Regions from separate parts of the Homo sapiens genome. Here regions 1 and 3 are each linked to region 2. Evidence: chromatin loops called from intact Hi-C (ENCODE). Cell type or tissue: gastrocnemius medialis. All regions are shown on one strand.

What was found. A loop is a pair of places that touch in the nucleus more often than their neighbours do. Peaks named below come from ENCODE experiments on the same cell type or tissue, not always from the same donor. Only the 100,000 strongest peaks of a DNase experiment are listed, where the experiment ranks them.
Region 1: it touches region 2 in a loop (4-fold over the local background); 2 of 110 quality-filtered maps call a loop at or near these places.
Region 3: it touches region 2 in a loop (5-fold over the local background); 4 of 110 quality-filtered maps call a loop at or near these places.

Annotation. Positions count from the first base shown.
Region 1 is chr1:232,474,565-232,482,564 of GRCh38, reverse strand. It overlaps SIPA1L2 (signal induced proliferation associated 1 like 2), which reads left to right. Exons shown (of 23, transcript NM_020808.5): 7 at 2,835-2,938. Among named protein-coding and RNA genes, the nearest start is that of SIPA1L2, 150 kb to the left of the region's middle. RefSeq lists a silencer at 4,033-4,235 and an enhancer at 7,801-7,970. In gastrocnemius medialis, no CTCF peak of the experiment used is centred here; a DNase peak (open chromatin) is centred at 4,664; H3K27ac peaks cover 757 bases.
Region 2 is chr1:232,314,611-232,322,610 of GRCh38, reverse strand. No RefSeq gene overlaps it. Among named protein-coding and RNA genes, the nearest start is that of SIPA1L2, 310 kb to the left of the region's middle. In gastrocnemius medialis, no CTCF peak of the experiment used is centred here; DNase peaks (open chromatin) are centred at 2,872 and 3,320; H3K4me3 peaks cover 479 bases; H3K27ac peaks cover 301 bases.
Region 3 is chr1:232,554,082-232,562,081 of GRCh38, reverse strand. All of the region lies in intron 2 of SIPA1L2 (signal induced proliferation associated 1 like 2), which reads left to right. Among named protein-coding and RNA genes, the nearest start is that of SIPA1L2, 72 kb to the left of the region's middle. RefSeq lists an enhancer at 5,628-6,199 and a silencer at 6,505-6,799. In gastrocnemius medialis, no CTCF peak of the experiment used is centred here; no DNase peak of the experiment used is centred here.

The sequences.
Region 1 (8,000 bases), 160 kb before region 2:
ACTGTTACATTATATGTATAATGCCCATGCCTCAGACATAATTCATGGTACCCAAAATATGAATATCTATATATTTTAAGAAAGACGAATGAGACCTTTTCTGATTTTCTTTTTTTTTTTTCAAACTCCTCTTTTCTGCAAACAACCATTCACCCCCTAGAGATGCTGATATTCTGTCCTTAAGGATGTCCCTCCAGGAAAACCACTGCTGATGTGAACTCTTATTACTGTGATTGTGTGTTGTCTCTCTTCAGTGAATTGGACTGAGAAAACATTTAAAGAATTTCTGATCTGTGTCACCTGTAAAACTACAACGTAGATAATCCAAGTATTTTCCTACATGTAGAATTCACATTGGCTTTGCATTTTGATGACAGAGGCCTTATCCTTGATACATTGCAGATGTAGTATTAAGCACCTTAGCTCAAGGAGATGAGAACGTAACAACTAGAGTTTGATATGTTGACTTTAATAATAAATCTGTAAGTTATTTTTATGAGCAAGGCATTCTGTGAGATGGCAAGGAAGTCTGACATTCTTTTAGTAGAGAGGAGATATGTAAGAATTAGGTATGGGAGAATGGTCAGATAAAAATTATGTCTTTCGAGGAACAGACAAAAATCTTCCTTCTAGAATTTGGGGGACTTTAGTTCTGGTTAGAAGACTTAGGTCAAATCTGGGCCTCAGATTCCTCACAAGGAAAGTTCAGGATGTTGGGCTAGAATATCTGGGATTTCCCTTTCAGCTCTGAAATGGGTTTTCTCTCTTGAACACAAAATGAAATGGGATAGGAACATAGGGGATTTGAGCCACTAAGGTGCTCTGTTAACTAGAGCAGAGTACAGAATCCCAGCCATGAAAAGCCTTTATTGAGCTAGGTGCAGAGAATGATAAAATTGATAGCCTGTATCCCTTTTTGAATAGAAATATTTATAGCAAACCCCAGAACAACAAGCCTTGTTAGTCTACATTCTCCATTACCTTGCTGATGTTTGACATAAAAACTTTCAGAATATTTAATTTTAGAAATTCCTCTTTTAGTATGGCTTGAGAAAGACATATTATTATCACATTTTAAGAAGTACTTTTCCCCCCCGCAATGCATCTTTCTTTCTTCCTTGCAATTTCCTAAATCTGAAACCTAATATCAGTCAGCATTTCTCTTTCCGAATTTGAACCACCCTGACAGCAGTGTTGTGATGGGTGTCATTGAACATACCAGGCCTTCTCATCATCCAGCCTTTGGTTTTGTCATCAGTGAGTCCATTATTCATTGAAGGAGCATCCATCCTGCCCTGAGACTGTAAACTGTGCTTGCTCACATCCAGAGCCACGTTCACTGTCAAGGTTCCGAGCCAAGAGAATTAAAATGGAATGTTACTTTCTAAGAAGTCCTTTGAAAATAACATATATGTGTTTAATAAATAGTTAAAAGGAATTTTTTTTTGGCGGGGCTGATTTATATATAACTTTTTGGATGAATATTCTCTCCATCTGTAAATTAATTTATTGGTAACTATATGTAAACACTAAGTATTCGCCTTATTCATGAAAATGCCTTTTATGAATGTCTTTTGGAGCATCTAAGAACTCTATAGGATATTTTTTCTAAAGAGTTTTCAGGTCTGTTTCTGAATTGGATATGAATATTAGAAAGACATACTACAGGGTTCAGAAAGAATATAATAAGTCCGTGAAGGTTGAATGTTTTCGTGTTTTTAAAGTAAAAATTTAGATTTTTAGATTAAAAAAAGATTAACTTAAAATGACTACTTAGAGGTTTCCCCAACAAACACAATGGAATAAATGATGTTAACAACACTGTTTCTTGTTGCTTAAAAAGTAGAGAAATAAGACTGTATAGATCAAGAATTGACAAAGAAATTGAATTCCATTTACATTTTCCTTTTTGTATATCTTTTTGTCTTCATTATCCATGTGCAAAAAGTCATTCAGAACTTTACTCCAAAATTACTTAACTATTTTATAGTCAGCAGGTTAGTTTCAATGTGTGAAACTCAATCTGAGATACTCTTATTGATAATACAGATGGAGTTTGAATTTACAAAGAATCATTCTCCTTTTCAAAAGATGAACAGTTTTATGATTAATAGGGGTTCAAATGTCATAGTTTTTTAACATATATGTCACTGGATAATATTCTGTAAGTGATCACATTCATTCTCCATATTCTTCATTCATGGGATGTATCAATGTACTTCCTGTTGAAAGAAAAAAATTAATTACATTCAGGGAAAGACATATTCAAAATAACATTTTTTGTTCTCATTTCCATATTCAATCAATCCTATTTCATTTTTCTGGGTTCTGGAAGATCAAGTGCCAAGAATAACTAAGAATTAACTGTAAAAACACACACACACACACACACACACACACACACACACACGCACACACACACACAGATGCGGCCAGGCCATCTGCCAGTTTGTCACGCCCTTCAGATAATTGCACCCAGACCTGGACCAGCTTCTCTTCTCCACTGCTCACCTGTGCACTTGGTGGCAAAAACACTTCGCTTTCAGTGGATCACCTAAATCCACACTGTGAGGGCAAGAACAGAGAAGAAAAGCGAGGAAACTAAAGGTGCAGTAGAAAGCGGTGGGGAAGGAAAGGAGCCTCTCAGTCCACAGTCCTGGAGCGGGAGTGGTAGAAACAGTGCTTGATGAAAGCTGGATGGGCAGCATCCAGATACTGGTTGGGTAGAGCTTGGTGTTTTTTGTTTTTTGTTTTTGCAACAGTAACCTTTTAAATATCGAAGCACTAATTTTGTAGCAGCTTACCTTGCTTCTGTAATTCATCTTTGTTTTCAGCTGATTCCACGGGCACGCACTCTCTCTATACCACATACAAAGACTACGAACTCATGTTCCACGTGTCAACCCTGCTTCCCTACATGCCCAACAACAGACAACAGGTATGTCCTCCCCAGCCTGGAGCTTTTTACGCTGAGTATGAAATCTGAGGTGGGCCCACTGATGATATTGATGCATGTAGAACTTGCAAAGAATCAGTGAGGGTTTTTCTTGAATAGCATTAATCATCTTTGACTCTTTGATCATTTGGAAGTATTTGGGCTTTAAAGGGCGTATTGTTGCACTTTTTTCGTATAAAACTTAGAAACTCTTCTGCACTCAGATCTATTGCTTGCTAAGCAAAATCTTTTCTCAGGAGAAACTTGTCTCAACTATATGTTAATTACGAAAAGGCCAACCGTGTTGACCTGACTTCGGTTTTTGTGTGTGGGTAAATAGCTTATTTATAGAGAATACTGTTTGCAGTTGTTACTGGTGCTATTTTCAGCTGTTCCTCTCCATTTCGTTTTTGTTGTTTTAAATGGATTTATTGGCCAAAATTTCTTGACCTTTTTAAAGAGAAAAAAATCAGAGTGCATCATGCTTTGACTACAGCCACTCAGTAAGAATTAAGAACCTTTGAAAACTTGAATGATGCATAAATCATTGTAAAATAATTTACTTTTTGGTATAACTTTGAGTCAAGCAAGTTTTTTTTGCAAAGATTACTAGAAATTATGGCCATTTTTATCTTACGCTAGAAATAGTTGAAATGCTTTGTCTACTGTGAGCTTGAGAAGACTTGGAGGATCACTTGAGATAGGAAAGGACCTACGTTTGGGATAGACGATCTATGGGATAGCTAAGGCTCCATTTCACATCTTGTTTAGAATCTTCTGGGCTCTGCCCATGTTAAGCTGAAGATTTTTTGAAGAATGTTACTGCTTGAGTTTCTGAATATTTGTTTACAGAAAGGTTTGTGAATTACTAGGATCTTATAACTGATTCATTGACATAATTTAATTTTAGGGATTTGATTGTATTTAGGTTAAATCCAGAGTTAAAGTTTGTTTTCACATTTAGGAGACAGTTCTCTGAATGTCACTTAACTGATACTCCTTTGCTCTAAATATATTAAAGCACCAAGGACTACATAGGAATAGCTCAATAGGTATTTGTCAAATGAGTGAAATTTAATTGTCACAGAGAATTTTTCCTTTTTAAAAAAGACTCATAAAAGTATATAAATTTAGTCTAATTCTGCATTTTTTCCCAAAGAGGAAACCAGCCAACTACCTCCCCTTCTCCCATCACTAGTTGGAAGAAGCCCCTTAGCCTCAGATCCTCCAGCTAGGATGAGAAAGCAGGCCTCTGACCCCCAGTCTCTTCTCATGGTAACTGCTAGCTGGATTTTCTTGCCATTTTCCATCTCATACTTATCTCAATCCCTTGTCCTTTCTGAATTTTCTAGTGTTTTCTAATAATCATAGTTCTTCCTACCACCTTCAAAAAATCTATCTCTGTATTACACATCTGTGTATTTTTAAGCATAGACTTAAAATCACTAGATCACATGTATGTATTTATGTATATTTTAACCTAAGGGATTTTAGCTCTCAAGAATTTATTTGCAATAATGCCGAGCAGATTCACTGGATCTTAAGAGGCTTAATTTAGACCAGGACAGTTGTCCAGCAAATACTTGTGAATCATTCAGTAATTAAACTCTGTGGGAGTTGTTGCTCAGAAAACTGATAGGGGTTACTCAAGCCAAGAAAATCTGTCAGTACGTTAGCAGAAATAGAGCCAGTGACTTTTGACCCCCGTCATCGAGTATTCAAACCACAAAGCCTTTCCAGTTCCCTGATTACTTGAGTCATTGGACTTCAGGCTGAATTGGCCCTGGCATTTCACATGTGGCAACCTCCAGAGATTTGAAGTCTTTGCTTTTACCACAACTCAAAACTGGCTTTCCCACCCCCTTTCATTGAAGCGTAATCAAAATCTGTAGGCATTCGAGTTTTATGTACCTGACTTCATTTCACTGAAACTAGCCTTGAAAAAATTGTATGCGCAAAAATCAGGACAGCAAAGCAGTGAAAATGTAGATGCAACTGGGGGATAGAGGAGGATGTGTGTGTGTTAAACTTCCCCAACTGGAAAGTAAAAGAAAAGTCCCTGTAAGTTGAGGCTATACATTCCAAACTCGAGAAAGCTGGGATTTGTATCTGTTTTGTTCCCTGAAGTGTCCCTGTGTGCCCAGAACAGTATCCAGAACATGGTAAGAAGTCAACAAACATTTGTTGAATGAATAATGAATGAATGAGTGAACCTTTCTTAGGAGATAGAGAATTAGGCAAATTAATGCATGTAAAGCACTTAAAATAGTTCCAGGCATGGAACTAAGTTTTAGTTGTTACTGTTTTATAATTCATTAGATATAGAGCCAGTCATATTTTGGATGACCTAATTTGCATTTTATTTTCCTGTCTCCAGTCCTAAAGATCTATTATGAAAAACTAAGACTCTGAATGGTTAAGAAAGTGAGAGACTAAATTTATCAATTATTTCAGAAAATTATTTTTTGACATTTAATATTTTGCAATCACAGGTTGTCATCAGAATGTTCTGTTTGTGGATAAATAATGCCACTTGCAATCTGGGGACATGTGTTTTCCAAATTTGTTAATGAGTTGTATTGACTCCATTTCTCTCACCCTCACCATCCATGCCCACAAATTATGTTAATACCAAAGGTAGAAATGTCTGAAATGACCAGCTGGGTTCATGAGTGCAATTTGAAGCCACAGGACTTAGCAAAGTTAACTGGCCCCTACATGAATTGTGCCTGTAACCTTGGCTTCTTACACTACAGTTGGTGACCATTTAACTGGTCCAGACTCGTCCACATCAGATCTAATTTCTTGTGTTCCTTCTTGTAATAAATCAAGCTGGATGCCAATTCCAAGATGTATTAAAAGTCTTCAGAGAGTTTACCACAGTTGCAAAAGAGCTTTAATCTTTGGAATGGTCTCTGACTCTTGCGTAGAAAAACTCACCAGACCAAAAGAATGATAAGAAACCCTGCTCTTGGAGTTATTTTCTCTCTTCAAAAGTTAAGTCCTGCAAGTCTCTCTGCATCTGTCTGGCAGTCCATCCACTTTTTCCAGGGCTGTCTTCCCCTGTGTGCTTTCCTTCTGCTTGCCCTGGAGACAAGTCATGGTTAAGCCATCGTGGGATGTCATCAGTGGGAAGAGCTTCACAAATTAGCTTTAAACTTCACTTTGGCAACGAAATTCTTTCTTCAAAGTAGTCATATAAAGTAGAGGTGCCTCAGTGCCTGGCACACAGTAACCTATTTTTTAATGTATGCGTAACATTTTAGCTGCTGTGTTGGGAAGGGGTACCTGACGCCTCGTGGAGGTATCTAATGAGTAAGACCAAGCCCCTAGGTTTCTGAGATGCTAATTAAAGGATACTGGTCTTCCTCTAGTAATGGGCTTGACACCAAAGAGGTAATGATGTTGTATTTGGGCTAAGCCTGGAGCCCTTTTCTCCATAGTGGATAGACTGATTGTAAGCTCCTGCCTTAAAGAGTTTGTGTACTTCCTTAAGTCCCTAGTTGGTGTTGCTAAGGACTCATGTAAATACTGGAACAACCTACCTCACTAAGTGCGATGAGCCTTGGGTCCTGCCTATACTTGGGTTCACCTATACATAATACTATAGAATATTTTGGAAGGATAAAATGCTTACTTAGCTTTCCATGAGTAGCTTTATTCCCAGACCCTAAGTAGGAGCATATACTTATACTATATCACAAAGATTGTTACTTAGAGTGAGGGTTGGTATTGCCTAGTGACAGAAAGAAGAAAGAGACATTTATATCTTCATAATCCTGTTATCATCTTTACTTTGTTATGAAGTCATTAAAGATCTGCATTCTTAGATTATTTTGTTTCTTCCTTTGCAAAGTGTTCAATATTTCTTAATTCGTTTGTACATTTGCTCTTGTTATTGGTAAAATATCATAATTATATGAAATGATAAATCAGTGAGAAATCCTTCAAACATTAATTAAATGTAATATCCTGTTCTTGCCCATCAGAAATGAGAACAGTTCACTAACATTCACTTTTTTGCAGGAGGTGGGTGAGACTTTTCTTTCTTTTGTATTTATGTGGTAAGGTGTATATGTTGCCCTTCCTTAGTTATTATTTAGAATGCTTTTCTACATTAACTTTTTCCGTAGGAAACTCTATACGCCTCTTAAAAATCAAGGCATAATTCTAACTACTGGTGCAAACTCTTGAGTATAGTTTATATGAGGGGATATGTGTGTTTATGTACATGCATATGTATGTATAAGTGCAAAATTAGGGCCATCTCCCTAAAAGAGGAAAAGCCAACCCTCTGGGTGAAGGGGAGGAGCTTTCCAGGCAAGAGATTAGGAACTGCAAAGTTCCTTGGGTGGGAACCAGTTGTTCTGTAGGAGGGACAAGACGCTGTCTATATGGTAAGGAGCAGGTGATGAGGTCGGAGAGGTAGGAAGGGATCAGTCATGTCAGAGGAGTCTTTGTCAGCCCCCTTTTTAGTAACAGGATTTAGATTCAAACTCAAGGACCAGGACTGAGAACTTGTGTGCGTTTAGAGAATATGGATTTGCTTCTTTCTAAAGACCTTCTCTGGAGACCTGCAGATGACCTTCCTCTTCTCTGACTCTTATGAGCTTCTGAATCATATCCCGGCTGTTCTCTTTCATGTTGTACAGCCTGCTTTCCCCCAGCATTGGGTGCAAAACAGTTTGTTTCTGTCTTACTGGGTTTAAAATAATAATTTAACAAATGAACCCATATACATAGAGGCTAGCAGATACTGTCTAATTCAGCTTTCATTTTTCACCCAAGTGTGCTGTCTGATACTTATTTTCACTTCCTGGCTTTTTTCTTCTCAGTTTGCTTTTTGAGTTTTTTCCTCTCGTTAAAATTTTTTTTTTTACTGATATATAATAGTTGTACATATTTTGGGGTTACACGCTGTATTTTGATACCTGCATACAATGTGTATTGATCACATCAGAGTAATTGGCATATCTGTTACCACAAACACTTATCTTTGTGTTGAGAACATTTCAAATTTTTTTGCAGCTGCTTTGAAATACACAATAAATTGCTGCTAATGACA
Region 2 (8,000 bases):
ATTTACAGGATATCAGGCAAGCAGTGAACCAAGGAGATCAAACAAGCCCTGGCTTTCTCTGTTCTCAGCATGGCCTGCCTGCTTCTGCTCCTTATGTCTCCCATTTGCAACTTGCTCTAAGTCAACACAGATTCTGCAAACAATCATTCCATAATTTTCTTATCTGATTCTTCCAGTGCTTTCTTTGTGACTCAAGGACTGTCTGCAAGGACAAGTGCAGGTGAAGGGTGGAGTCTCTGGGACAGGTGTGGCTGAGTGGCCATGCAAGATGAGGTATGAGTTCTGCTATTGGCACAATGACCCGGGTTGTGTCGAGCCAGCCACTAGGGCCTCCCACCAACCAGCTGCTCACAGGGTCTTCCATATGAACATCACGTATGTGGTGGTGCTGTGGCACACGAAGGTCCACAGGAGACCATCACTTGGTACTTCACACTGCAGAAATCCTAAAGCTTTCAGAAGAAGCATATAGAACAGAATTCTCAGATCGTCAGACTCGAAGCCATTTAAAATTATATAGTTGAACCTTGAGCAATGCGGGGCTTAGAGGCGCCAACTTCTCACACAGTCAAAAATTTACATATAACTTTTTACTCCCCAAAAACTTAACTACTAATAACCTTCTGTTGACTGGAAGCCTTACTGATAACATAGTCAAGAGTCAATTAACACATATTTTGTATGTTGTATATATTATATACTGTGAAAAAGGAAAATCCGGTTAAGAAAATCATAAAGAAGGAAAATGTATTTCCTATTCCTATTTTGTATGTTGTATATATTATATGATGCAAAAAAGGAAAATGCTATTAAGAAAATCATAAAGAAGAGAAAATGTATTTCCTATTCATTAAGTGGAAGTGGATCATCATAAAGGTCTTTGTCCTCATTGTCTCCATGTTGAGTAGGCTGAGGAGGAGGAGGTGGAAGAGGAGGGGTCTGTCTTGCTGTTTCAAGGGCAGCAGAGGCAGAAGAAAACCCACGTAGAAGTGGACCCGTGCCATTCAAACCTGTGTTATTCATGTGTCAGCTGTACTTCTATTAGGTTTCCTTGACCATTTTGAAAGCATTATAATTCTGTCAAAATAGACTAGCTGCAAATGGTAAACTATTAACAAAAGCCATGCTACTTAGACCACCAACCTCAGAATCTCCTGGCAAGCTTATAAAACAGCAGATTCTCGATTCCAATTTCAGACCTTCTGAATAAGAACTTTTAAGGTCACGGCACAGCAATCTCAATTAGAGTCAAGCTCCCCAGGTGATTCTTATAGACATCAGAGTTTGAGAGCCATTAAAGCAGCATATTTGACTCCATCTCCTGACCCTTCTGAATAATAAAAGAATTTAGTGTATGTTGAATGCAAAGAACTTGTGAATAAAAAAAGCTTTTTACACAGATGAATAACAACAATCATTCTGGAGGAATCCCCAAAAGGAGGATAAAGTGGCCTTGTGAAAATATTGATGATTGTATTGATTCCTTCAAAATCAACCTTTGGCTGAGAAAGACTTCACTAGTCCTTCTCTTTGGATTTTTCCAACAGCTTGATTAAGCCAGCCCCACTCATCTAAAACTGAGGTCTCCACGAGCATGGGGTTTTGGGGTACAGGTGAGGGTTGGGGTTCTGGGGCTGGAGGAGGGGGCACATGCACATGGGTGTGGCAGCCAGCAGGTAGGGTGTGGCCCAGAGAAGGTGGCGACATGAACTTCCAGATCTAGAAGCTAAAGCTACTCCCATCCCAACTGGAAAGTGGAGACAGAAGACCATGGTGGGGAAGGAGGAACTGTCCACCTGGAACACAATTCTGCTCAGACCTTGGCCACAGCCATTGCTTACATACTCTGCTGCCAAGCCCAAGGGGTCGACCAGATTAGGAGTCCGATAGGAACTTGACCTTTTAGGGGCTCAAAGATTATTTCTGTCAGATGGCTTTCTCAGAGGGAAAAGAACCCCAAGAACCACTCCCTGATCTCATGTCTCATTGATTCCACCAGTCAATCACAATGGAATCTGAAGTTTGTCTAAGGACAAAGAGTCAGCACTTTATCCTTATAAAAAGTTATAAAAAGACAGCTATAGACAGCTATGCTGCCAAAGCCCCAGGCACATGAAGGTAATTCAACAACCCATTAAATTTATTATGGTACTGGGAGGTGACAAAATTGCCTTTAGGGCCAAAGTCTGATAAAGAAGAACAGAGCTCTGTTTTAGGTCTGAAATTATACACGGTGTCAGCACATTGACAGGAGCCTGGGAAGTAAGAGGTTGCTTTGAAATTCAGAATGCTGAGTAACTCAACCTATTCAGACCTTTCTACTTTATCATCTCTCTCTCTCTCTCTCTCTCTCTCTCTCTCTCTCTCTCTTTTCCAAGCCAGGTTCTGAATGACTTAAATAGCTGGGTTGGGATTACAAAGGATTTTAGCTGTGGTTTTGTGTGTATTTGTATGCATGCATGTGTATGTATTTATGCGTGCATGTGTGTGTATTTATATGTGTGCATGTGTGTGTGTTTGTGTGTGTGTGTGTGCATGTTTGTGTGCCCCTTAAATCTGGTGCTTTCATTTTTTATGGTCTGTTTTACAAGAGAGAAATTGCCCATTGCTGTGCCAAGAGCGGTCTTTGAAACAGCAGTGAGAAGTCAGAAGAGCTGGGAAAAGGATGTTTGGCTTAATCAGTTTCGGAACCAAGTCCAGTCTGAATACTTATCAATTTCTAAGCCACTGTTTTCCCAGAGTCTGAGCCATGACCCCTCTCTCCCCACATCATTTTGTGGAGCAGGTTGTCAGAGGGAGGGATCAGACAGGGTATGCCCTTTCTGGGAGACTCCTGCTTCCTACCACACTTCACTGTCCTCAGCTGGAAGGAGGCCTTTCTCAACCCTTCTTGGCCTGGAAGCCTCTGTACTGAGAGGTTCAGGAAATCCAGGCAATGATTGATGGTTTGTTCGTGTCAGCAGAGCATAGGAAAAGCTTCTTTTCAGATAGGAGATTAAGCTCTTTTCATTTTGGGATCAAAAGCAAGAAGAAAGAGATGCATTTCATATGCAATCTGAGTTCTTTTAAAGAGTAACACCCTCCTCTCACCTTCCTCTACCCTCACTGTGTTGGAGTGGCACCAGGAGTCTGCGCTTCTGCCAGCTGCAATTTCTCCTTGTACCCGCTGGAAGCCAACCAGGATGGCTGCCGGCCTGGTCCTGCCGAGTCCTGTCCCTTGTTGATGGGCTCCAGGGAGCAATTGGCCCTGGGCCTGGCAGCCCACCTGACCTCCCTGCATTATCCGCTGTCTGTCACTTGTCATCGGGTGAGTCTGGTTGCAATCAATTCACGCAGGCTCCTGTGGGAACACGTCTGGTAACTTATCATGTTGCAGCCTGTCAAAAGTCTGACATGCTTGGGGCAAACGTTTGCTTTGTGCAACTGCTATTTCAAGGGTGTGTGATGTCGCCATCTCAACAGCGTATGTGCCCAGAGACAACAGCACTGAGAGAAAGCATGGTTTCAGGAATCCCAGGATCTGTTATTAGAAGAATGACCATTGTTAGGTAAATAACTCAGGGCACATGGTATGAACATTTGAGAAGGAGGGATCGCCTAGGGTTTCATGTCAGGTCTGGGGTGGGGGAAAGTTTATGCCGCTTTCTTTTCTTTGCGTTAGATTCCTGAATTCATTTCCTCAAAGCTTCTCCCTCCATGAATCTAGAAAGATTTCATGGACAATCTGCCATCAGGCTGAAATGATAACAAAACCTGGATTAGCACACCATTTCCCTAATAGAGTCACATAAACTCTTTTTAAAATTATTATTTCCAAGTCTGTGGCTATATTTTCTAGTCAATTGCCATTATAAATAATTTACCAAGTACAAAGGAGCATTCTGTATTGCCTGATTTATTTTAAATCCATGGCCTAAGGAAACAGAAGAGACCTTTGCTCCCTCTCCATCAGATCAGCTGGCATAAAACAATGTGTGTGCTTGGGATTTAGGTGATATTTTTTCCCTTGCATGCAAACATTGAATACTTTGGCTGAAAGAAAGCAAAACCTTTACAAAGCCCTTGGTGTTTGGATGGTGAGAGACTTGTGGCCCAGGCACCCTGGAGAGCAATGGGCAGCCAGCATCAACTACTAGACATTTGGTAACCAATCTCAGACCAAGAGCACCCAGCCAACCCAATGGCTGACTGCAAAACTGCCCAGTGAACCCATAGACTTGGGAATAATAATAAAAAACTTAAGTTCCTACATTTTGGGGTGGTTTGTTACACAGCAAAAACTAACTGATACATCCTCCAATGACTTAGTTTATATCAATCTAGAGGCCTTTGTCGGTCCTTATTTGCCTCAATGTTTCTGTCTGATTTGAGGTCATCCGTTCTGCTGAAAATCTTTAAAATGGATGCTTGTGGGGTGTTCCAGAGTGGTCTTACTTATAACAAGAGTTATCTTAAGTGACTCCTTGGAGATCTTCATTTACCTAGGCATCTCTATTGATGTGAAAGTAAAGAACCTGTTAATCTCTGTTAATCAGGAAAATGGTGTTAGAATGTGGTTTCTCCATCTACTCTTTGGTTGTCTGGCTAAACCTTGCTACCAGCAATGAGCCAGCTAGGGTAGAAAAAGCCTGGCCAATTGAAGGTTAATAATTGGGAAGTAGGTCCTAGCTACCTACCTATAGCAATCACAGAGTTCATCAGAGAAGCAGAATCAATAGGATGTATGTGTGCATATTTCTATATTATTTTGATTTTTAAATACACATAAACACACACACACTCATAGAAAGAGAGAAAGAGAGAATGATTGACAGAGATTGTGGAGGCCGGCAAGTCCAAAATCTTCAGGGTAGATCTGAAGGCCGGAGACCTAGGGAAGAGTTGATGTTGCAGTTCCAGTCCAAAGGCTGGCAAAATTCCTGGGGGGAAGTGAGTCTTTTTTCCATTAAGACCTTCAACTGATTGGATTAGGTCCATCCACATTATGGAGGGTAACTGCTTTACTCAAAGTCTACTGATTTAGTGTTAATCACATCTAAAAAATACCTTCACAGTAACACATAGATAATGATTGACCAGATACCACCAGATAATGATTGACCAGGTACCAACTAGGGCTAGCCAAGTTGACACATAAAATTAACCATCACACTACTGTTGTTGCTGATTAGATGACTAGACTTTCTTATTCTTAAGAAAGTCACTATTGTTTCTAACCCAGTAGTCATTGTCCAGGACTCAGTAGCTAGATATAGCAGACTGTGAAATGGTTCTGATCTGGGCAGATGTGCTTTGTGACTAATGAATCATGCAAAACATTTATCATATTTGCTTCCCTCTTTATTTCTCACTGATTGATCCTGGATGGGTGAGAAGTTTTCTCTATCAGAAAAGTCATCTAAATCAATAAAAATTTACAGAAACCACAAGCATTGTCATGATAGTGTCAGGGATTGCAAAGATGTCTTGAGGGTCCAGTTTCTTTTTAAATTATAGTCAGAATTACAGTGATGCCACCAAGAAAGAATAAATGTGTCAGAGATAGAAAATGTGATTTCACAATCCTTTGTTTACAGGTTTTAAAAGTCTTTGTCAGTTATGCAAAAAGCCTCTAAAAGTAGGACTAAAAACATGGGACACAAAGACTGGAACAAAACAAATGAATGTGGTTAATAACAGATATGTGGGCTCTCAAGGATATTAACATACATAAAAATTCATCATGAGAAATAATTACATTCCCTATTGTGGCCCACCCTCTAATTCTCCTGGGCCCTGAAAAATAATGGGAAGGTTAACACATTTCTCACATTTCTAAGCATGTTATTATTTCTTGCTTACACAAAAATTGCATAAAAGCAATTATTTGGAATCTGGGAGTAGATGACATATACTAGACTCAGATAAAAGCTTAACCAAAATAGAAAAGCAATCTGGCATTGCTGACAATATTGTCACAAAAATATTACATCTTATGAAGGGAATTTCTCAGAATTCAATAACAACATGTTTAACAGCTAAATGGAGTCATTTGCATACTGTGGCAAAGTAAAAATACAATAATCTCATTTTTTGCTGTCTAATAGGATTTCCTAGGGCTAGATGGCTGGGAAGCATAGTCCGATCCTTGCAGTCTGCCCTTTGCTTTTTGTTCACCCTCTGGGCTTTATCTTCTCCACCAATTCTTTTTCACCCTTTCTGCTCTACCTTTATTCTCATTATTCTTCTTCTTCTTTTTTTGTTTTAGAGACAGAGTCTTGCTCTGTCATCCAGGCTGGACTGGAGTGCAGTGGCGCAATTATAGCTCACTGCAACCTCCCCTCCCAGGTTCAACAATTCTCCTGCCTCAGCCTCCCGAGTAGCTAGGACTACAGGCACACACCACCATGCCTGGCTAATTTTTTGTATTTTAGTAGAGACAGGGTTTCACTGTGTTGCCCAGGCTGGTCTGGAACTCCTGAGCTCAGGCAATCCACCCACCTTGGCCTCCCAAACTGCTAGGATCACAGGCGTGAGCCACCAGGCCCGGCCTTCATTATTCTTTTTTATCCTGCACTCTTTTCCTTTACTCCTTTCCATTATTTTCTTATTCACTAAAAGAGATTCCAACTGACTGCCATTAACCTATTCCTAAGTATTAGCAGAGGAAATGAATGATCATTTCTCATTGTTTTCCTTGTTAGACCTTCTTTTTTTTTTTTTTTTTTCTGAGTCGGAGTCTCACTCTGTTGTCCAGGCTGTAGTGCAGTGGTGCAATCTCAGCTCACTGCAACCTCCAACTCCTGGATTCAAGTGATTCTCCTGCCTCAGCCTCCTGAGTAGCTGGGACTACAGGCACGTGCCATAATGCTCGGCTAATTTTTGTAGTTTTAGTAGAGATGGTCTTTCACTGTGTTAGCCAGGATGGTCTCGATCTCCTGATCTCATGATCCTCCCGCCTCGGCCTCCCAAAGTGCTGGGATTGTTACACCTTCTTTTACCTGCAAGTCTGCCATTATTATTGTTGTCATTTCCCTGGTTACCTCTTTCTAGGCCAGGTCAAGACAAACGGTGGACTGGGCCATTTCCTAGGAGGTACAGAAACATCCCACCAAATTCCAGAAAAAAAGAGGATAGTACAATTACTGAAGTTTTGTGTGTGTTCGTGTGTGTGTGTGTGTGTGCACATATGAATTTTGGTTATTATTTCCTCTTATTTTGCCTGCATTATTTGGATAAAGGCTTTAAATCATCAGGACCAGAATGGCATGGTGGTTGAGAAACAGGGATCTGACATTAGCTTATCTGGGTTCAACTTCATGCTCTCCCATGTTTTAGTTTGAGCCCATAAAAACTTACTTGATTTTTCTGCTCTTCAGTTTCCTTATCTATGGAGTCAGAATAATTATAGAACAGAATTTACAGTACTGCTGGGAAGATTCAATAAGATAGTGAACTGAAAACATTAACACATTGCCTTGTACATAGTGGACATGGCAAAGGTGACTCTCACTCCACAAATCCAGGTGTATGCGAAATAGCACATTTCTTTATTTGTGAATAAATTAGCCTCTCAGTAGTTTGTAATTCCATCTCACATACTCTATTTGGGACATAAAGTCCCTCAGGGTCTTTTTAAGGTTCTGAGCCCACATGATGAGCCAATGCGCTGATGGTGGCCCCTGGTCATTACCATCTGCTCAGCCAAGTAACTGCTGGTGGAGCCATTGTCCTTCCCACCCTCTGCTCTCAAGTTCAGGTTCCTTTTTGAATATAGAATCTTGGGAGAAGCCAGGAACCACTGTCCTTATGATCCCATTTTTGCCAATTCTTTCTTTGAGGTGTCACCCCCTGGAAGGCAGAAGGTGGGCATATCATTGTTCTGTCATCCACATGCCTCACTCCTCTCTAGTCTTGGGAAATCTCTCTCTCTTTTTTATTAAAATCAGGATCAAGCACCTCTCTGCCTCCTGCTTCTTCCAAGTCCTGGTTCTCTTCTATTGCTCTGCCAATCTTGTTTT
Region 3 (8,000 bases), 240 kb before region 2:
TCCAAAACTCCTGGGGATTTGTTGGTGGTCTCAGCAACTTATCCATATTTGAAGCCGTATTTACTCGCTCAGGGCCTCTCAGAGCAGCTGGCGCGGTGGGACCCATCAGGTGGTTGGCTTTATGGCCTCCTCTTTACCTCTGGCCCTGGAAAAGGTTTAGTAATCGCTAAGCCTCCATATCAAGAGTCACCTGAGGCCTTTGCCGAAGTACCCATGCCCAGGTGCATTCCACACGCTGCCCTGTGTATCCCTCTCTCCTGCTCCTGCATTTTGACTCAGTAGGTATAAGCTGGGGCTGGAAAGCGGAATTTTCTTTCATCAAGACCATTCCCATCAAAGCCTGGCAATGATAAGTAACTTATCCAGAGTCACTCTGGACAGCCTGCCAGTCAAAGGTAAAAGAGCATGTACTCTGCTTTTGTTTTCTATCTGTAGAATAAGGAAGGACCAACAGGCTCATTGGACTGTTCATTCTGGGCACAGGCAGATGGCTGTTTGGCTCATTAGTGTTTCATTTCCTGTTACTAGGGGTGGGCATTGTGTGTGGCTCCCCTGTGGTAGAGAAGGACATCGGATGAACATGTGATCTGTGTATCCAGCTCCAACCCAAAAGGTAATGAAAATGGGATCCAGTTTGTAGTTTTGTATATGGAAATAATTATCTTAATTGCAGGTACACATCAGGGGCCAGTCAGAATCTGGCATGAGAATGTCCAAAATGTAGTCTTCTGGTCAAATAGTGACAGGTACATATGTGCAAACCCATTTAAAATAATCAAAAGCTGACTTCCTGAAACTTTACCTGAAACTTTGTTATCTTTTACCAGAATATATAATGATAAGGAGTTGGGAAGATAGTTGAGAATGATGTCGTGGCCATTTGTATCATTAATCAAAAAGGTCTAGGAATTCACATTGTTTGACTGACTTTGTCTTCTATTATCTTTATCAGTTGACGTGGAGATTGCAGTATACCTCCCCAGGAACTGGTAGACGGTGGGAATGTCTAAACCAAATGACTTTTTATGCACGTGAGCAAATGTGTAAGAGTCATAATATATCTGTCTGGAACATAGTAGATTCTTAATAAATATTGGAATGAAAGTTTAATGCTTTGAAAAAGGCTTCTTTTACGTCTACTAAAGTTCTAGCTCAGGATACTGTAGTGTTTTTATTTACTTTTTTTTCCTCTTCATGAAAATCTAGACTCTTAAAATCCAGTATCTTTAGTAGATAATTTGCATTTATTTATTATCCAAGTTTTACATCTTGGCGTTTTTCCAGCAGTGATACCTCTCATGATTCTGTTCCACTGTGAGAAATTATATGCACTTAGAAGCTTTGATTTCTGGTTCATGTTAGAACTTCTCAGTACATGGCCCAGGGCTTTGGGGCTGCTGTGTCCTGGTCTGGCCATTGAGGCTCATGAAGGCTGAGGCCTCTGGGCCTGCCTCCCACATGCAGAGGAGGCAGGTGAGAGCTGGAGGGCCTCCCTGCTGGGCAAGGTGACCAGTACACAGCATTTTCCTTCCCATGAGGATTAAACAATCACTGGGAAACGTTCCTATATCTAAGGAATTATGCCTTATTAAAGGAATCTTTAGTAAGTACTCAGCTTCATGAGCAGATGATCCAAAAAGATGACTCTGAATTAAATTTTTTATTCCTGAGGGCCTTATTAAATACCAGTGCAGCGTATGAGCAACAGGGCATAGCAGCTTCTTTTGGGTGATATTATTTGGTTAAATCAATTACTAATACCAGACTACTGATTTCTTACTAATGTTTTGGTGTAGTGCAGGTAGCTGGGGATGTGGTTTGGGGTAGGAGGTGGTTAAGCCATTTTATCCCAATAGTCTGATGGACAGGAAGATGGGATTGCTGGCTGCCATGCTACCACCAGCTCACAGGGAAAACTGTTTTTAAAAACACAAAGTACGTTTCTTTACTGTCAATAAAGGACTGGCCAAGGGCTATTTCTGTTCTGAGTTAGTTCCTTTGTGGGCCCTGAAAGTCCAACAGTTCTGTGTGTGAGAGAGAGAGCAGATTAGGCAGGGATCAAAAATCAAGAATGAATTGAGGGGAACCGACAGGAAGGAAATTTGTTTCCAGACGGATTTGCTGATGGGTAGGTATTATTACTCTTTGTGAACTTTTATTTCCTTGATGAACAGATAGTCAGTTTATATCTGCATTGAATTAGTCTATAGTAGAAACATTGTAGCTTACTCTAACAATAGAGCAATTTATTTATTTAAAGTAATACACACTAATCTTCATTTACTTATATTTTGAACCAAGGCTTCTTTGTTTTATACAGGTAACCTATTAAAAGTAATATATTACATATATAGTATTTGTATAGAAAGAAGGAAATAAAATCTCCTCAATTGTCAACACCCAATGATGAAAACAAAATTTTGGAGAATTTTCTTCATCTTTTTTCTATAAATACATGGTATGTCTGTGTATGTATGTTTGTATTATATTCTGTTGATATACTGCATATACATTTTGGTGTGCTTTTATTAAAGCACATTTCATTATTTCATGGTCTTTATAAATAGTATTTTTATGCTAGAACATGTATTTATTTTACAGGAGTTGGCATATTTCTTTTCAAGAACACTGACCGGGGCAAAAGGAGGTTTATTCTTCCTGCCTGTGCAGTTCCCAGGCTTAGTGCTTGTGACTGCAGAGTCTAAAGCACTCTACATGCCGGGTCTAGCTGGAGCTGATTGAGTTTATGTTACTATTTGTTCATATTGGAAGCATCCCTTCTGTGTTAAGATGTAGAAGAAAAAGTTTATTAAATGGGATGCTGCTGCCCTATGATTGAGCTCTGCATAGTGAAAATATTTACTCAGTCTGGCTGACTTCTAGGATAATCCCTGCTACCCCATGGGCTGGCAGGAAGGAAGCTGAGCTCTGGCTTCCTGCTGGGCCTAGAGTGCTGATGTCTGGGGTTGCTGGGGTAAATTCAGACATTCTTCTACTTTACATAATTGAGATCACCCACCCACCGGTGGGATGAGGACTCTAGAGTGTGAAATTAACACATCAAGTGAATTTTATATCATGGTAGCCTTGGGCTGGTTTTTGCAAATTAAATTTTTGCCTCAGCCCTGCAAAAGCAGTATTAATTTAGTACTGGTGAAACCAAACTGTTTCCATGACACTTCTACCCTGAGAGGTGAGAGGATCGTTTTATACTAGGATAGTGAGTCTTACTGAATAAATTGTTATCTGTTTGGTAAAAACTACTATTGACTAAAAGTGATTACCCTCATAAAACTTGATGCACATGGTGTAGAAATTTAAAGAAAACATGCATAAAAACGAAGATTTAGGATCATGCATCAGCCAGGAGAAATGCCAGTTAGTTCTTCCAGAAGACTTTTATGGGAGATAACTCATTAGCTGGCAAAATTAAAAAAAAAATTTGTTTGGGGGTGCACTGAGAATGGATCTATCTCTCAGACTTGGTTGCTTTAACCAAACTCAGTAGCGGAGTATGTGACAAGAATGCCTACTTAGTAATGTACAAAACTAAATATGCTCACCATGGGAACCTGAATGCCAGCCTTTTCTCAGTGCCATATTCCCTTCCTGAAGGTAGACAGAGGTCTGCAGGTTGCCCGGCACATTTGCCATCAGAACCGTGGCCGGGGGTGGGGCACATTTACCATCAGAACCAGGGAGAGAAGTGAGTTGAACAATTATGGCTTCAGACAAGGACTGCCCAGGAGAGGACTCCCCATCTAGTGGCTGAGGGTCCTTCTCCTCTGGATGCCAAAATTTCCTCTAGGATCCTCTTTTCATGTCCCCAGTTCCTGCCCAAAACTCTCTTTAATTATGTTTTGCCATTAATTAGGATACAGTCAAATCTTACCTCGAGGCTTCTTGCTCTTTGAAGTGTAAATCTCAGTGGGTTATCTTTTCTCCTCATTTCAAGCTGTCTGGGGAGGTTTCACTGTGTGAGATAAAAGCCTATGGCAACTGGCTTTCCAAGTAGGGTTCTGTTTGAACAATGCAGCTATGACTTGTCACTTTTTCCAGCAAGGCTTTTGTTTTGGCTTACTCTCCATACAGACACTGCTTTGGTGATGTGGAATAATGATCCTTATAAAAATAATGTCTGAGTGTTTTAAATGTATGATTTATCTATGGACTGGAGATGTTACAGTCAGTGTCATGCTGGTACAGGATGTTCAGCCTGTTGACACTTCTCAGCACATGCCGGCAATGTTTCATTTAGCTGACAATCTTTTGTGTCTTCACTGTGCCAGGCATCTTGTTAGGCAGGGTGAGACAATACCACATTGACCAGGTTTCTCTGATTTCTACATCCTCAGTCTAGTGGGATAGACAAGCATGTAAATAAATAATGGTAATGTTGGGTTGTGTCTCTCAGAACACGGAATAGGGCAAGAGCTGTGGCTTGCCAGAGACAGTGAGAACACATGGAAGTCACAGTAGCTGCAGAGGAAATATTCTTTGGAATATTGGAATTTTCAAAGTACCTGGAGTTTGGGTTAACAAGAGTGAGAGAGGAAACTCACTGGCTGGGAATGGAAAGACTGGTTGAAGTCATTGTTTGGTGGGGCCTGATGTGTTGTGGGGTTAAGATAGTGAATGATTTGCATAGAAAGAAACACACAAGGAGTTTTTTTGTAACCTTTGACCAAAGTTAAACACCTACCCCTGCTGTATGTGGCTTCCACTATTGAAAAGCGCCTGAACTCTCAAGAGTCCGTTATGGCTTATCTTAATAGAGAGACTGATAACCACATTATGGGGTGCCTTAGGTAGAAGCGAATGCCAGAAATGGAGCCCAACCCCTGGCAGGCGTTCACTGTATGTTATATCTTCCTATTTGTCCTGTACGCCTGCTGAATTTGTGATAGCAATGAGACCGGATCCACAAACATTGTCACCATAACCTACTGTGGATTACACAGGCGCTGTGCAGTGTCAGCCTCTCACCTCCTATCAGTATTTTATTGAGCTGCCTTCATGAGTTTTTGTTAATCCTCTTTTGCTCACGGGACACAGGTAAAAATTTACTTTTGTTGGGTGTGGGATTTCTTCCACATGGCTTCTCTCTCCATTCTTGACTGTTGTCCCAGAGCTGGCCTGTGTCTCCTGGTCCAACGGATTGCCTCCATCCTGAAAATCTCAAAGACTGCAAAATCCTTGAGATTTTGATATCTGAATCTAAAAAATAGAGGGAAATTAAATGAGCTTTCCAAGAAGTGTGCTTTAACTTTTCCTGGGTAAATTGTCTTATCTTTTTGCAGACTTCAGTCTGACCCCAGTGTTCACTACCTTGGAGCTCTTCCATTTTTTTTTTTTTTAACTGTTTGTATGAGAGGATAAGATCCCTAGTTTTACAAAGCAAAGTTCAAAGATTCTCAAGTGTGATTGATAACAGCTCCCGAAGACACATAATTTCTTTTGGTTTTATCTTGTTTCTGTCTCTGTTTGTTTTTCCCGGATGACACACTTATCTGTCTGGTTTCTCCATATCTGAACGGGGTTTATGTGCCATTGATAGCTGCCTTTTGAATTGCGTGGATTTTGTTTCCATCCTTGTCTGTGCAGCATCAGAGCACATTTGTAGAATTATCAGCTGGTGTGTTAAACTGCACTATGGCCATACCTTATCGCTAAAGGGAGAGAAGAAGTTTTGGGTTCACTTTTTCTTTTAAAAATGTAATTGAGATAATTATTTGGTTATCTTTAACTTAAGCAACAGCAGCAGCAGCAACAACAGAAAACCTGACATGCCAACAGATGAGATAGATGTTGGGTAAATTTGAGGGGCAGGGGCTGCCAGCAAAACCCTTGATGAGAGAAGCTTAGTTGAGTTCAGTTCATTCCTCTGTAAGTTTTGTAACAGACAGAAAGGTAAGCTTTTATCACAGTGTACACATTAAACTTCTTTAAACAGCTTAGTGGATCCTGAGTTCTTGCTACAGATACTTCAGAATGTGTGCACTCATGTTATCTTTAGCAGTAATGTCATCTTTAAGGAATCCTGTGTTAGCTCTTCATGGCTCTCACCAAGTTTAGGTGATCCTTGAACTGTTGACAGTCTTCTGGGTTAACTATGGCTTGCCGTCTCTGCAAAATGCTATTCAAGGACATTGTTGCAATGTGGAGGTTGCTAGGGAAGCAACTTTTCAGTTAATACCCTTGTGAGCTAATACCTTTGTGATGGATAGATTTTTTTCTGTAATAGAGAATTTGCAGAATAGTTTTGTTTAGAAATGTTGTATTGTGCTTTCTAGGACCTAGAATGTAGAGTTCTCTATCCCCTGCTGTTCTGTCCTTTCATCCTTTCATTTATTTAGAATTTCCAAAGACTGCATAGGCTCCGTGGATCTTTTTTGAATCTGCTGATTTTTCTGTGAAGCTGATGTCATGGTCTGGACCTTTACTCTTACATATGCTAATTATTAGATTACATTTGGCTGTTGAGGCTTCCTTAGAGGGGGCTGAAGAAAGTGGATTGTTTATCAGCTGTCTGCTTTGTCTTAGACTTGGTGATACTTCAGTGAGAGCCTATATATGGTGGAGCAACTGGAGGTTCTTCTCTCTGTTAATTAGGCATTTGGTTAGTCTGTCTTGGGGAATTCTGGTTAGAAGTACACCTTGGGGAACCTGACTCCTCACTCCAGCTGGAGGTGATAAAGATCAGGGTGGGGTTATGCTGCTCCAGGTTGGCTTTAGGGGGGCAAAGCATGGCATTGTAAATAGAATTACATTCAGACTTGGCTCCACAAATACCTGCTCTCCCACTCTGGCTTCAGATTACCGGTGGAGGTGAATTGTTGAGTCTGAAAACTTTTCTCTGTTTAATTTTGGGCATGGGAGTAGTGCAGCTGAAAGATAAATAATGTTTGGGTGGTTTCATTTGTTCGAAAGAAGAGTCACTTGTTTTCTCAGAACTGCTGAGATTAGTGATGTGATTTAGAACCTAGAAGTTTTTCACATGTTTGTATTGTAACTGATTTTAAAGTAAAAGCATCTGCCAAAATTGAATAATTAATGTCCATAAGTTTGTAAACTCAATTTCTTGTTTATTTGCTTTTATTCCATGGACAGTTATTGTAAGGAAGCAAGCTAAATACTTCACGGAGAGAAAGGGACATTTAATTTTGCTAATTACAGACACAAATGTATGATGTGCAGATTCTTTCACTTAGAAATTCATTGTTGGAAGTTATTTCCTTATTGTTATTTTGATAAAAAATAATTGTACCCCTTTTAGCCTGTTAGATAAAATTAAACCAAGAAACTCCGTGGAATGCCTGGGAACAACACCCAACTTGCCAGCACAACAGCTGCAAGGCCAGGGCACACACCAAACACGGCTGATGCAGATCCCATTTCTAGAAAGAAAACATCAGCACGTGTGTGACAGTGTCAAGATATGTGTGCATAACATAAATATTGCTCTCTAGTTAAAATAAGTCGTCGTTTCATTCTTCGTGACACCAGTGTTGTTGCAAAAGCAAACTGAAGGGAAATCTACATGGTATCCTGAGAAAGACTAAAGGGAACTATTTTTAGGGTAGCATTGTGGAAAGACTTTTCCTGTTGAAGGCTTTGGAATTTGAGAGGCTGGATAAAGTAAGTTTGTTAAAACTAGGACTTTAAATGTAAATATTTTATTTCATAATCCCTTCTTTTAGCACAGCCACTTCACCATATCCTTTCCTGTAGGAGCCCTTCTTCTTTGTATTGTGTCCTGTTATTGAAGTTTCAGACTGTCCAGCCACTGATCTGCTATGTCTCTCCTATAGATTGTTCTCCATTTGTCCTTCTCTTCTGGTTTGCTCTGATGACTGCATTTAAATAATTCTAGTGCTTGTTAACATTTATCTCTGAGAGAGACAGACAGGAGATGAAGATAGAAATTTAAAACCAAATGTATCCATTTTGATTCTTAATAGTTACTCTGGTGGAAAAAATAACTTTTTAGAGATTGAAAC